Regions from separate parts of the Homo sapiens genome. Here all the other regions are linked to region 1. The links are chromatin contacts, found by Hi-C or POLR2A ChIA-PET in ENCODE. All regions are on one chromosome and are shown on one strand. The core of a region is the stretch at or near the end of the contact, and the rest is flanking DNA. Distances in the headings are between cores, read along the strand shown.

Region 1 (4,575 bases), core at 1,015-3,514:
TTACAGGCGTGAGCCACTGTGCCCGGCCAGAAGTATTTTTTTTACATGACTGTTTCCTCTGAAATACTGTTCCTCAAAGGTCGGGAGAATACCTCATTTTTCTCAGGATCCCACTGTGCCTGGATCAAAATAGATGCTCAGAAAAGTTTGTTGAATAAATGAAGTTGTATTGGAGCAGTATAACCTATATACATTCTCATTCATCCCAGAAATACTTATTGAGTACCTGAACATGTCGACCCATGTTCTAGATGTTGAAGATGGGAAAAACAAAGTTCCCACCTTCAGAGATATTATAGATGATATTCAGGTTAGAAGGGCTAGGCAGAAAAGTAAAGCAGGCTTAGAGGATAGTGATTGGAGTTGGGACTTGATACTTTAGTAGAGTGGTCTGGGAAAGTCTGGGGAGGTGACTTTTGAGTAGAAACTTGGAAAGCACACGCCTTTCTGATATCTGGAGGAAGCAACACCAAGTACAGAGGTTCTGAAGTAGAAGTGAGCCTCCATATTCCAGGAGCAAGAAGGAGGCTAGTGTGCCTGGCATGCAATGAGGAGGCCGAGTGGAAGGAGGTGCAGTTAGAGAGGTGGAGAGTATAAGTGGACGAAGGGCAGACACATAGGATCTTGGAAGCCTTTGGGAAAAAAACCACATTTTGGAAATGAAAAAAATAGGTGGGCATGGTGGCGTGCACCTGTAGTCCTAGCTACCTGGGAGGCTGAGGTGGGAGGATTGCTTGAGTTTGGGAGGTTGAGGCTGCAGTGAGCTGTGATGGGGCCACTGCACTCTAACCTGGGAGACAGAGTGAGACTGTGTCCCACTCTCCACCCCACTGCCCCCATATTTTTTTTTTTTTGGCTTTTACTCTGAGATGGGAAACCTTCTGGGGGCTTTTGAGCTTAGGTTTCAACAGGATCCCTCTGGCTTCTGTGTTGAGAGAAGGCACCATGAGAGCACAGTGGAATCGTGGAGAACAGGCAGGAGGCTACTACAATATTCCAGGAAAGAGGAAAAGGGGTATTTTAAAGGTAGAGCTGACAGGCTTTTCTAATGGGTTGCATGTGGGATATGATAGGGAGAGTGGAGTCCAGGATGACTCCAATGGTTTGTCTGGAGTCATCAGAAGAATGGAGTTGACATGAACTGAGGTAGGGAAGGTTGTGAAAGGAGCAAGCTAAGGTGCCACGTATGGGTGTTTGACTATCGACTTGTTTACTTGGACACATCGCTCACACTTGTGTATATGCTCCCTGGTTTTCAGGATCTGAAGGTTCTAAAGTTACTTGAAGTTAAAGGCAGCCTTACTTATTGAACACCAAGCACTGTGCAGAAATCTTTATATGTGGTGTCATTTAACCCTTTTAATATTTCTACTGATTTACTCATGTTTCATTGCCCTTTTACAGTTGAGAGATTAACACGTCCAAAGTCACTCAGACAATTATTAACCTGCTAGATTAATGCAGATCTGGGATTCCCATCCAGGTGTGTCAAGACCGTAGAGCTCCTGCTGTTTACTAATCACTGGATTCTAAAGGTGGGAGCCACTTTCTGAGCATATTTGCTGCAGACTTGGTTCCATAACTAAAAAGGTGCCTGGATCATGTGACGAGAATTCAGGAAAGAACCCAACCCCATCCCAGGCATTACAGGTTATACAACAGCTATGAAGAAAGGACGGTATTAGTGGACTCGAGGAGGCTGACTGATGTTTGAAAGTTCAAGTACTTGAAGACTCAATGTTAAAACAGTGATCAAGAGTTAGTTTTTTTGTTATTATTCTTAAGAAAACAGAAAATATTAAAAATTGCAGTGAACCCTTGGTTGGATAAAAGACCACTCCTAGTCGACGCTTGTTGGGAAACACTGGAATTGGAGGAGTGGGGGCAGACAGGAGCGAGAGCCCCTGCCAGCCTACACACACATCCTTTTGAAAGTGTAACCTGGTGTGACCTTCTTTAAGTGGTCCTCTGGAAAGAGCAGGATATGGAGTACAAAAGCCAGGAACCTCTGGGACCGCAGCATCCGCCCCCAGCGCCTCCTTCCCCGTCTTCTTCAGCCTCCACACGGTGGGGCGGGGAGGAGGGGGGAGGAGGAGTGCTGGCGCATGCGCCGGGGGCAAGGTCCGCTCCCCGCGACGTCAGGGGGCTCGCACCCGCTCGAAAGCCCCGCCCCGCGGCCGCCAGAGGCGACCTGGGCGGACTGGGGGGCCTGGGCCACGCCCCCAGCCGAGTCGAGCAAGGCCGAGGGGAGCCGTGCAAGGCCGAGCAGAGCCGAGCGCCTCCGAGAGCGGCCGAGCCCAGCCGAGCGGCCCGGAGTCGGTTGGTGCAGCTGCGTCCCCGCCGCTCAGCAGTCCGCGGCTCCGGCGTCGCCGCCGCCGCCGCCTCTGCGGGGCCTGCGCCGGCCGCCCGCCCGGCCGCGGGGAGGGAGGCCCGCAGCGCGGGAAGAGCGGCCCGGTCGCGGGCGCCGCCACCGCCGCCGCTGCCAGGTGAGCGCCCGCCACGGCCAGCCGGCCCCGCGTGCCCCCGCGGCTGTCAGTCCCCGGTGTCTGTATCTCTCTCTGCCTGTCAGACCCTGTGTCTGCGCGAGCTCCTTCCCGCCACGCCTGGCCCGCGGCCGGCCCGCAGTCTCAGTCAGCCCCCTCCCGCCGGCTGCCCCTGGTCTTTCTGTCAGCCGCCAGCACCCCCATGCTGAGAGGCTCCGCCCCTTCCCCCCGGAGCCCCGCCCTCCGCCATCTGTCATCACCCCCCGGGCTCCAGGAGCGGGCGTCCAGGGGTCCTAGGGGTCAGGGTAGCCCCGCGTGCCACCATCGTAGAAGGCGCAAAAGGGGGTGGTAGAGGGGAAGCGGGGGCGTTCGCGCAGGCCCGCCTGACCGTGTGAGAGTGCATGCCCGAGTGTGCGTTCCGCGTGTGCACCCGAGAGCCGCCTGCGTCCACGCCCGAGGGCCCTTGCACTCTGCTGGGATGTGGCAGCCCATGCCCCCGGTGTAAAGAGCGTCAGCTCGACCAGTGAAGGCGGCAGAGCCAGGACTCGAACCACTCGGGGTACAGTAGCACCCTGAATCTTGGGACCCTTGTCTGCCCACGCGAAAACACTACACGTGGGCCCCAGGTCCTCGGATTCCCTGAGTGGCGTGTGAGTGGAGTTTGGAGCTTGTTAAGCCTTCCCAGTTTGGGATTTTCATTCAGGGAAGCCTGTTGGAAGTGATTGAGGAGTGGATGGGATGTAGGACTTAGGTGGGGAGTGTTTGAGGGCTTGAGTCATTTTGAGTTGCATGGTTTACATTTCTGAGCAGTGATTGCCCTGGGCTTGTGCCCTGCGAGAAACTTATGTGACTTGGGGTGGGGGAGTGAGGTAGGAAGGAATGCTCCTTTCTGTTTTTATCTATGTGAACACATAGTATATATTTATCCAGATATCCTAAATGTTTATTCATGAGGCGTCCACACGTCCTTAATTTAAAAAAGGATTACAGTAGTTTCCATTTATACACGTTCTTGTGTGTTGTTATCTCAATGCTCTTTATTTGTGGTAACTTAGTATTGCAATATTTCAAAACTAAGAGAAAATGCATCCTAAAACAATTGGTATTTTGCCGGATAATTCTGAACCACGGAGAAGGAGCCAAAAGCGCACTTCATTAGCTGGAACAACTTATTCGAGCTTAATTTGTTTCTAAGAGACATACAGTGGAAAAATCCAGAAGCGCAAAATAGTATCAAAGACACATAGAAAATGAATGAAAAGGGCCCTTCTGTTGCTGCCTTGGAAAGATGGTATCAAAGTTGCTGTAGAGGACAGAGCCACTATGTAATGATCAACATATTAACCAAGTTGGTTTTGTGACCTTGATACATTGAGCGGGGCTTGATTTGTGCAGTGGTTCATGACAGGCAAACATTGCATGGGAAGTGTGGTAATTTTTGGAAAAAAATGTTCCCCATGTTGTTTTGGTTTTTGGTTTTGAGTTTGTTTTTTTTTTTTTCATATTGAAGTAAGATTTCAGACAAGGGAAGTCTCATGGTGGAGTGCTTTTTTCTTTTTAAAGATAACATTAAAAATTACCAAAGTAATTCATGTTTAAGGCAGAAAACTTGAAAAACAAAGAAAAGCATTGCAAACAAAACAAAACAAAAAAAACCCCATAATCCCACAAACCATAGTAAATCACAATTTGGTATTAAGCCTTTTAGCCTTGTTCCCATGTATACGTGTTTTTTCTTACAAAAATGCTATCATACTACACAACTTTTATTCTATGCTTTTTTTCTTTGACTTATAACTAGATTATGAGAGATACATCTTTGTTTTATGAGTAGGAACTTGTGTTTCTCTTTGCAATCCTTTAAAAAATTCAGATCATGTTAGTCCTCTGCTTAGAGCCCTCCAATAGCTTTTTGTCTTAAAGTAAACTCTGAAGGCCTTGCTGTGGCCTGCCAGGCTAACCCTCTTCCGAACAACCATCCTCACTTCGAGCCTTGCCAGACAGATCTCTTTGCTGTTTCTTAAAAACATCAAGCTTACACTTGTAATCACAGCACTTTGGGAGGCCGAGGCGGGCGGATCACGAGGTCAGG
Region 2 (4,575 bases), core at 1,019-3,518, 2.9 Mb before region 1:
GCCACGTCAGGTGTGTGAGTTAACAGGCTTCAGCATTCACAAGAGGTTCCCACCTTCCAAGTACTCCCCGAGTAATGAGTCACATTCTTGGAAAGCATCTAACTCTTTATGATGGAGATGTGCTTACATAAAATGAAATACTGTAACTTTTTAGTTTTTGGTATTTAATATAATTAGGGATGGAAAGCAGGTAAAATGAGAATTCACCAAAACTGTATTGAGCATCTACTAATCCCCAGGAAGTGTGCTAAGCCCTGGGAATTCAATCACGATCCAGACAATTCTTTCCCCTCAAGGATATATGAGATTTTTTTTTTTTTTTTGAGACAGTTTTGCTCTGTTGGCCCAGGCTGGAGTGCAGTGGCGCAATCTCGGCTCACTGCAACCTCCGCCTCCCGGCTTCAGAGATTCTCCTGCCTCAGCCTCCCGGGTAGCTGGGATTATAGGTGCATGCGCCACCATGCCCAGCCAATTTTTCATATTTTTAGTAGAGAAAGGGTTTCGCCATGTTGGCCAGGCTGGTCTCAAACTCCTGACCTCAAGTGATCCACCCGCCTCGGCCTCCCAAAGTGCTGGGATTATAGGCATGAGCTACCGTGCCAGGCCTTCTCAAGGATATATGAGATTTTATCTTAAGTTATATTTTGAAGTGGCAGCTTAAAAAGACATGTTTGGTTTTGATACATTTCACTTGGCAAGGTCTGAGAAAATAAATACATCATATTTCCCGCTTTTTCTTGTCCAAGAGATGTTGAGAAGGGCAGTTTAAATCCTGACTTACTAGCACTGTGAGACAGGACAAAGGCAGCTAGAACAAGTTATCTGATCTCTAACATAATCTAATGCTATCTAACTAGCATCATTAGGTTACAATGAACAGTTTTCTTTCAACCGGTCAGTTACTGAGCCTCTGGTATGAACGACGAGAATTTAAAATGTTTTATCCAGGGCCAACATCATGCTTCATGTTTAACAACGTTATACAATAAATTGTTAGATTTCATTTACAGACATAGGCCAGGCATTCCAAAGCCTGGCTGTAGTTAAGCTGGACACAGTTAAACCATCTTCGGCAGCCTATCTAGTTGACTACAACTAAGGTATTGGGGAATGACGGTGGATGGGGCCAGTTTTGGTTCAGGGAAAAACCCTCACTCTAGGGGTGGGCCACAATCAACGCCATCCAACTCAATTGCGCAAAATCATCTGTTCTCACGAAGCTTTGAGCAGTGCAGACGTGGAGCTGGAGATTGGCAGGCGAGGAGAGGCACAGCTAGATCAGCAGAACCAGTCCTGGTGATGGAGCGGGTGGCAGCTGTTGCACAGATCACCTTTTCCCGCCTACCATCTGAGCAACATTCAGAATCAGAAAAATGTAAAGAATCCTAAAATTCATCTCCTTTGGTGAACTGCCTAAATCTTTTTGCAAAATTTGGTGTGTAGGTGCATTTCTTTGGCAAGAGGATCTACAGTTCTCACCAGATTCTCAAAGGAGTCTACGCCTGAAAACACGAGATTCACCGATAAGGTTCAACTTCCTCACTTACTAGATGGAAAACTGAGAGGCCCAAAGGAGGAAAAGCAGTTGCCTCAAGACAAACAGCAGAGATATCAAAACCGAAGGCATTTCAATTCAATTCTAATTCTGGCTTCACACTATTGACCCTGGCCACGTCCAATACCTCTTCACTTCTCTGCAGGACCTAAAAGATCACCAGGAGGCGAGGGCTGGTGTCCGAGTCCCGGAGAGGTCGCAGGCAGTCCAGATTCTAGCATCACAGAAACTCTGGCCAAGCGCTCAGCCGGGGATTGTCTGCCATAAAGACCCCCGCACCCTGTCCTCGCCCCCGCCCCGTGGAATTCCTCTGCATAGGTGACTCCACGTAGAGGACCGAGCGCAAGGAGATCCCGGGGCGGTGGAGGCAGAGGACTACTGTGAAGAATGACGCCTACTCACTCACCTAACAGAGAGGAGGAAGCAGGCACGCCCCAAAAGCGGGTCGGGAGCAAATCCACGCCACTGGGAGGAGGCAAACCGAAGAATAACAGGAAATTACGTAAGGCGCACGTGCTTCTGAGGGGGGCGGGTGCGGGGCGTTGGAGAGGCGCGGCCGCCGCCCTGCGTCTGCGCAGTCGTCGGCTGCCGCGCTGCCGAGTCACTGGGGTGGGAGGAGCATAAGCAGGGGGAGGGGTGCATGCCGGAGTGCGCAGGCGCAACGCGACTCCCGAGGCGCGGGCCGCCCCCTTGGCTGGTTTGGATCCGGGTCAGTCGGGTGCCGAGATTTGGGAGAGACGCTCTGAACTGACTGCCCCGCATCACCGGAGCGTCCCAGCTGCGAGGAGGTAAGTGCCCTGACGTGACGGGGAGGGGCCGCAGCACTGCGTCTCAGCTTCCACTGCCGGTCTGGCCGCGGGCGGTTTTCCCCGGGCCCGCCCGCCTTGGGTCGCGTCGTCTCCCGACGCCTCCTGCCTGGGCCGGGCCTGGGCCTCTCCGCGCCCCCTTATCTGCCGCGGCCTGTGCCTGCTGGAGCTCCGAGCTCCACGCTCTCTCCCCTTCCCGCCTTCCCGTCCTCCCGCGGTCCCCCGCCCCGTCTCGCTCCTCCGCCGTCTCCCGCCCAGCGGCAGCTTCCCCTTTTCGCCCTCCTTGGCCGCCCTTTGCCCCTTCCAGTCCTTTCTCTCTCGCCTCGGAGCCCCATTCTCTTTGGCTACCTCTTCGGCCCCACTCCTTTCTTCTCCCGCATCCCTTGTGCCTCGCTCCGACTCCAGCCTCTCGTTCTGACCCCAGGAATCTCCCGAGGAGCGCAACTTCACAGCTGGAGACCCCGGGCGGGCAGTGCCCCTGGACAGCTCCCTGCTTGGCGTTGTCCCCACACTCCAAGCCCCGTCCTACCCCTCTGGGTTCTGACTAGGAATTTTCCTCCGTTCATGTTTAACCGCGACAGGCACAGACTCTGGGTGAAAAGAAAGAACTTTGTGCTTTGGCTGCAGCGCTGCGAGTATAAAGGGATGAGTGGGTTGCACGGAGAGGTGTGAATGTGCTTTTTGTCCTGGGGGCCGATTGTTTCCTCCCGGTCTAGTTTGCCTCTTAGAGTTGCTGGGTTTGGTTTTCTTCCCCATACTCTACGCTTTCTGGTGGTCTGGGAGTTTCGAAATCTTTAATGTTGTGATGACAACGCTTACCCGCGCATCCCTTCTTGATCGTTCTTAGGTCTTCTCAGGGGCCTGGAAGTGTAGACCTAGGCTTGGGATTCAAGGAGGTCTTGGTTAAAACGGCAAGATGTAAATAAGATTGTGACGCATCCATTTTGTTGAAAGAAAAAACCAGGAATTTGGCCTTTTGATGGAGGAACTTAGAAGAACTTTGTAATTTTTGTAAGGTTGTGGAAAATCCGAGGCAAAGTTAAATTGCCTGGTGTGATTTGACTTTAACTTCGAATAGGCTTTTTAAAGTTTCATCTCTTTGGAGATTGTTCAACTTCACGAGTTCACTGCAGTGAAAACGCCAAGACTGTCTCCCACAAATTTAATATTAATGAAGAAAGGCAAGCCAATTATATCTGTTGTCCGGAGTTAGTTGTACAGCCCTTTCTTTGAATGGGGATCTGGGGATGCAGAGGAGCATAATGAGCCTTTTATAATTACAAACATGCTCTTCTCTAGCTCTTAAGGTTATGCCTAACGCTCATTTGCTCTTGGCTAAAATAACTGAGAAAAAAAGTGAGTAGTAAAAAAATGCTGGAAGTCTGAAAATGGTTTAGACAGAACTTCATTCCTGAAGTTTTAGTCTGTAGCCAGATTTTAATTCTGGCCTGTTTTGGTTTTTAGATGATAGATCTTTTAGTGTGTCAACAGGAATGTAAAGTTTGTATTAACATCTAGGGTGATCACCTGCCATGCTATTAAGTCAGCATGGTATAATTAAAAGTTACATATGTAGGTTCAGAGCCTCTTAGCACAGTGTTACATTGTAAGCTCTTGGAGGGCAGGAATGAGATTCTAGTCCTTACGGAAATGGAGTTTGGGCTTCTATCCCTAGCATTCATTCTAGTGCCATGCACGTGGTAGGAATTCTGTAAATATTTGTGAAAGAAATGAATTTCTGCCTGTAGGGTTCAGCAGTGTATACTTAAATGTGATGTGTACGTAAATGCTGACTGATTTCCAGAGAGGGCTAAAGAGGACTTGGGGGGCGGTCTGCGGGTTGGGGAGATTGGCTCAGATGATTTATGAACTCGGTAAGAGCTGAACATTGACTAACGGATCATAAGGTAATTGAGGAACATTGTAAGTCAAACTTCAATTTAGTTCTACCAGCAGGAAGGATTTGTTTACAACCTGCAATAGTACTCTTTTAGATGATGTGAAGCTTTGAAAATATTGAAATAAGTGATTGCTCACCTCTCCCCCCAGGTATATAGGAATTGATTGTGTATTTGGGGGATCCTACCCTAAACTGAGAATTAGAGACTAGTGAAGCATGGGATTGTGTGGATAATGTTTCTTCATGTTTATGTACTTAAATAAACCAGCAAAATATACGTCGAGAATGTATCTAAATTATTTTTTTGTCCTAAG
Region 3 (4,575 bases), core at 1-2,500, 2.3 Mb before region 1:
CCCGACGTGGTGACACGTGCCTGAAGTCCCAGCTACTCGGGAAGCTGAGGCAGGAGAATCGCTTGAACCTGGGAGGCGGAGGTTGCAGTGAGCCAAGATCGCGCCACTGCACTCCAGCCTGGGCATCAGAGCGAGACTCCTTCTCAAAAAAAAAAAAAAAAAAAAAAAAGAGGGAACGAAGGTTATCTGAGCTGCAGCGATCCAGGCAGGGAAGAGGTCAGGACCCCACTGTCCTGTCTCCCAGGCAGGCTGAAAAGCTTGGAGCTCAGGCCCCAGGCGCACAGGTGTAAGACAGGGATCTGGAGCCACAGACCTGGCTCCGGGCTCAGCTCTGCCACTTAAGTCTCTGGGGAAATAAGTAAAATGGAGACCGCAGTTCCTGCCTTTGCCCCAGGGACTCTCTCTCTCCCCCGCACCTTCAACCCCAGCTGCCCAAAACTCCTCGTGGGAACAGGAAGAGAGGTCTCAAACCGAACCAAGCTGGGGCGCGGAACCCAGGTGGGAGAGACAAAAGAGCCCCCAACTCAGCACCCTTCTCAGTCCAGGGGAGAGGGCTTGGGGGACTCTGTGCTCCCCGGAATGTTAAGGAGCAAAGCCCACCCACCAAGTTGACCCAAAACTAGGCTGCAACAAGTGCCTCCCAGGCTCGGTCTCCCACTGGCTGGGACTTGAAGACTCCCTCTCGCTCCCAGGGGTCGCCTCCCTCGCCGGCGAAGGCCCTGCCAGCTGACACCGGCCGGCCCACCCCCATCCCGCAATTAGGCGGGAGACAAAATGACATCATGCACGGCTTGGCCCGGGTCCCAAGAGACCCGCCCGTCCCAGCTCCGAGGCCCAACAGGCCTGGGGAGCCGCGAGGGACGCCCAAGAGCCCCCCAGCTTTACGCGCGCCCCTGCCTCAGAGGGCCCAGGACGCAGCATTTCCGCGGAAACACCCCACCCCCAACACACACACACACCCCAGCTTGGTGGGAGCCTGGGGAGGGTCGGGGGTATCTGGGTGGGGGAGGGGTGAGTTAAAGGGAGGGGGAGGGGCCCAAGCCCTCCCGGCTCGTCTCACCAGCGCGTCCGCCGAGACATCCCCCCGGCCCGGACCGCGCCGCGCTCGCCCGCCCGCCGGCAGAGCCCGGAGCGGGAGCCGGGCCGGGGTCAGGACCCGGGCTGCTCCGGCCGCTCCGGGCCCCGGGCCGCGCTCGAAGGCGTCAGCGTGTCAGCAGGTCCCGCGCTCCTCGCTCGCAGGAACTGCAGTCGCCGCCGGCGCGGGTTGAAGCACTTTTCTATCTCCCGCCAAGCGCGTCGGCGCCGCCCAGTCCTGGCGCGCGGGCGCCGGGGGAGGGGCCTGAGTGAGGGGCGGAGCCAGGGGGCGGGGCGGGGCGGGGCCTGCGGGGCGGCACCTGCCCAGACCCTCCAGGGCCGGCTGCAGGACAGGGGCGGCGGCCGCTACTTCGGAGTTGTGGAGCGGGCCGGGATGTGACCGAGGCCTGGCTCACGTGTCAGTCCGGGGCGGCCCAGGAGTATCCCACATAGCGAAGACCGAGGAAGGGGAGCGAGGCGCGAGCATGGGAGAGCCAGCCAGGGAAAGCGCCAGGGCGGAATCCCCCACGCTAGTCCAAGCCACTACTGGGTCCCTAGAGCCGCACCCTAAAGCGGCTCCTCACCCTACCTGTGCCTCTCCCTGCTTCCTCTCCTGCCTCCAAGAGACCCTCCTTAATAGACTTTATTTTTTGTTGTTCATTTTTCTTAGAGGCAGGGTCTTGCTCTGTCGCCCAGGCTGGAGTGCAGTTTCGCGATCATAGCTCACTGCAACCTCCACCTCCTAGGCTCAAGCGATCCTCCTACCTCAACTCACGGGTAGCTAAGACCAGGCACTCGCCACTACACCCGGCTGATTTTTTTTTTTTTTTTTTTTGAGACGGTGTCTCGCTTTGTCGCCAGGCTGGAGTGCAGTGGCGCGATCTTGACTCACTGCAACCTCCACCTCCCGGGTTCAAGCGACTCCCCCGCCTCAGCCTCCCAAGTAGCTGGAACTACAGGCGCACACCACCACGCCCGGCAATTTTTTTTTTTTTTTTTTTTTTTTTTTAGTATTTTAGTAGAGACGAGGTTTCACCATGTTGGCCAGGATGGTATAGGTCTCCTGACCTCGTGATCCGCCCGCCTCGGCCTCCCAAAGTGCTGGAATTACAGGAGTGAGCCACTGCGCTTTTTTTTTTTTTTTTAAGAGAAGGGGGTGTCTTGCTATGTTGCTGTTGCCTAGACTGGTCTAGAAACTCCTGGGCTCAAGAGATCCTGCCGCTTTGTCCTCCCAAAGTGCTGGGATTGCAGGCGTGAGCTCTTTCCAGAATTTAAAACCATCCTCCTCTCCCTCAGGGTAAATTCCTTACTCCACAATCACATTTATCTGATCTTCCAGACCACCACCCAGCCCTGGCCAAAAGAAACGGCCTCTTTGCCTTTGCCTGAGCCATTACCCAGGGCAGGAACACTTCCTGCCCCTCCCACGTGGCTGATTCCTATTTAATTTGGGGTCCACTGCCCACAATCTGCCTGTAGACTTCTGCATTTCCCCCTTTGAACTGGGAGCATCCTGAGGTCCAGGTGGCCTCTCAATGCACACCAGTATCTCCAGGGCCCAGTAGAAGACCTGACATAAGAAGCCCCAGGCAAAGGTTTGTTGCATTGAATTGTTTACCTTGGGTTTAAACTCCCAGAGATTAGCCCAGATTTAGTGGCTCATGCCAGTAATCCTAGCAGTTTGGGAGGCCGAGGTGGGAGAACTGATTCAGTCCAAAAGTTTGAGACCAGCCTGGGGATCAGAGTGAGACCCTGTCTTTACAAAAAATTAAGAAATTACCTGGCTGTGGTGGTGAATGCCTGTAATCCCAGCTACTTGGGAAGCAGAGGCAGGAGGATTGCTTGAGCCCAGGAGTTCGAGGGGCTCAAGCCCTTGTCATCCCGCCACTGCACTCCAGCCTGGGCGACAGACAGTGAGACTGTCTTTCCTTGAGATTTAGCAAAGGTTTTCTATATTAGATTGACATTTACCAAGTACCAAGGATCAAGTCACACTGGACTTCCTGGGAGCAGTGCTGAGAGGAAGATAAATGAGCTCTGAGACAGGACGCTGAAGAAACCAAATCAAACCCCAGCCTTTTAGCCCCTGTTCAGGCCTCAGAGCCCCCTTCCAGAAGCTGCTGGCCACCTGGGGACAGTCCAGCCACCAGCTGCTGCAAACTTCACTTACCACAGAAGGAAGACTAACTCACATCTTAAGTGCTAGAAGCTTCCACATCACTTAATTCAGGGTTTCTCCCGCCCACTCCCCTTATAAAGTAATTAATGTGGACATGCCCACTTCATTGAAAGCACAGCCTCCACAGCCAAACTTCCTGGGGTTTGAGTCCCAGCTCCACCATTCAGTTGCGGTATCTTAGGCAAATTACTTAACTTTTTTTTTTTTTTTAGACCAAGTCTTGCTTTATTGCCCAGACTGGAGTGCAGTGGTGTGATCTTGGCTCACTGCAACCCCCACTTCCCGGATTCAAATGATTCTCCCACCTCAGCCTCTCGAGTAGCTAGGACTACAGGAATGCGCCAGCATGCCTGGCTATTTTTTGTATTTTTGTAGAGATGGGTTTTCATCATGTTGGCCAGGCTGGTCTTGAACTTCTGACCTCAGGTGATCTACCCGACTCAGACTCCCAAAGTGCTGGGATTACAGGCATGAGCCATCATGCCCAGCCAATTACCTAACTCTTCTGTGCCTCAGTTTTCTCACCTGGAAAAATGGGATTTATCAAAATTTTAGATAGTTTTTAAACTATCAGCCTCCCAAGTAACTGGGGTTACAGGAGCACGCCGCCATGCCCAGCTAATATTTCCAGCCAGCATTCTGTTTATAAATTGTAACTCATTTAATCCTTGTAACAACTCTATGAGGTAGATACTGGGATTATCCTCTTTTAGCAGATGGGAAAACTGAGGCACAGACTTCCCCAAGGTCACAGTGCTAGTAAATGGCAGAGCAGGGATTCAAACCTGGCCTGTCTAGTTCTAGAGTCTATGCTCTTAATCACTATACTTTGTAGGTAATTATAGGATTAAATAAATTAATATGTGTAAAGCACCAAAAACAGTTCCTGGCACATAATGAGAGCTATATTGGCCGGGCACAGTGGCTCATGCCTGTAATCCCAGCAGTTTGGGAAGCTGAGGCGAGTGAGTCACCTAAGGTCAGGAGTTTGAGACCAGCTTGGCCAACATGGTGAAACCCCATCTCTACTAAAAATATAAAATATTAGCCGGGCGTGGCGGCATGCACCTGTAACTCCAGCTACTCAGGAGGCTGAGGCAGGAGAATCACTTGAACCTGGAGGCGGAGGTTGCAGTGAGCTGAGATCGTGCCACTGCACTCCAGCCTTGGCAACAGAGCAAGACTCCGTCTCAATAACCCCAGCCTCCCGAGTAGCTGGGGTTACAGAAGCACTCCGCCACGCCTGGCTAATTTTTTGTATTTTAATAGAGATCGGGGTTTCACCATGTTCCCCAGGCTGGTCTCAAACTCCTGATCTCAGG

Evidence for each region. Hi-C counts contacts between places; a loop is a spot of excess contacts on that map. ChIA-PET counts read pairs that join two places held with the same protein, here RNA polymerase II (POLR2A). Pooled maps may share reads with other maps.
Region 2: a map with no recorded cell type shows a loop between it and region 1 (14-fold over the local background). The contact joins the promoter of OSER1 here to the promoter of ZHX3 in region 1. A Hi-C loop is called at or near these places in 2 of 37 single-sample maps with no recorded cell type and 6 of 50 pooled maps.
Region 3: a pooled map shows a loop between it and region 1 (6-fold over the local background). The contact joins the promoter of MYBL2 here to the promoter of ZHX3 in region 1. A Hi-C loop is called at or near these places in 4 of 50 pooled maps. POLR2A ChIA-PET finds 5 or more read pairs at or near these places in 3 of 52 experiments (OCI-LY7, RWPE1 and WTC11).

Annotation. Positions count from the first base shown.
Region 1 is chr20:41,315,420-41,319,994 of GRCh38, reverse strand. ZHX3 (zinc fingers and homeoboxes 3) reads left to right here and starts at 2,264. Exons shown (of 4, transcript NM_001384317.1): 1 at 2,264-2,486. RefSeq lists an enhancer at 1,835-1,884 and silencers at 1,995-2,444, 2,455-2,744.
Region 2 is chr20:44,208,464-44,213,038 of GRCh38, reverse strand. It overlaps OSER1 (oxidative stress responsive serine rich 1), which reads left to right and starts at 2,268. Exons shown (of 4, transcript NM_016470.8): 1 at 2,268-2,343. It overlaps OSER1-DT (OSER1 divergent transcript), which reads right to left and starts at 2,079. Exons shown (of 3, transcript NR_038339.2): 1 at 1,962-2,079. RefSeq lists silencers at 1,866-2,314, 2,510-2,579 and an enhancer at 2,239-2,858.
Region 3 is chr20:43,663,789-43,668,363 of GRCh38, reverse strand. It overlaps MYBL2 (MYB proto-oncogene like 2), which reads right to left and starts at 1,250. Exons shown (of 14, transcript NM_002466.4): 1 at 1,061-1,250. The coding sequence starts at 1,080. RefSeq lists enhancers at 345-394, 1,161-1,455 and silencers at 1,045-1,424, 1,161-1,455.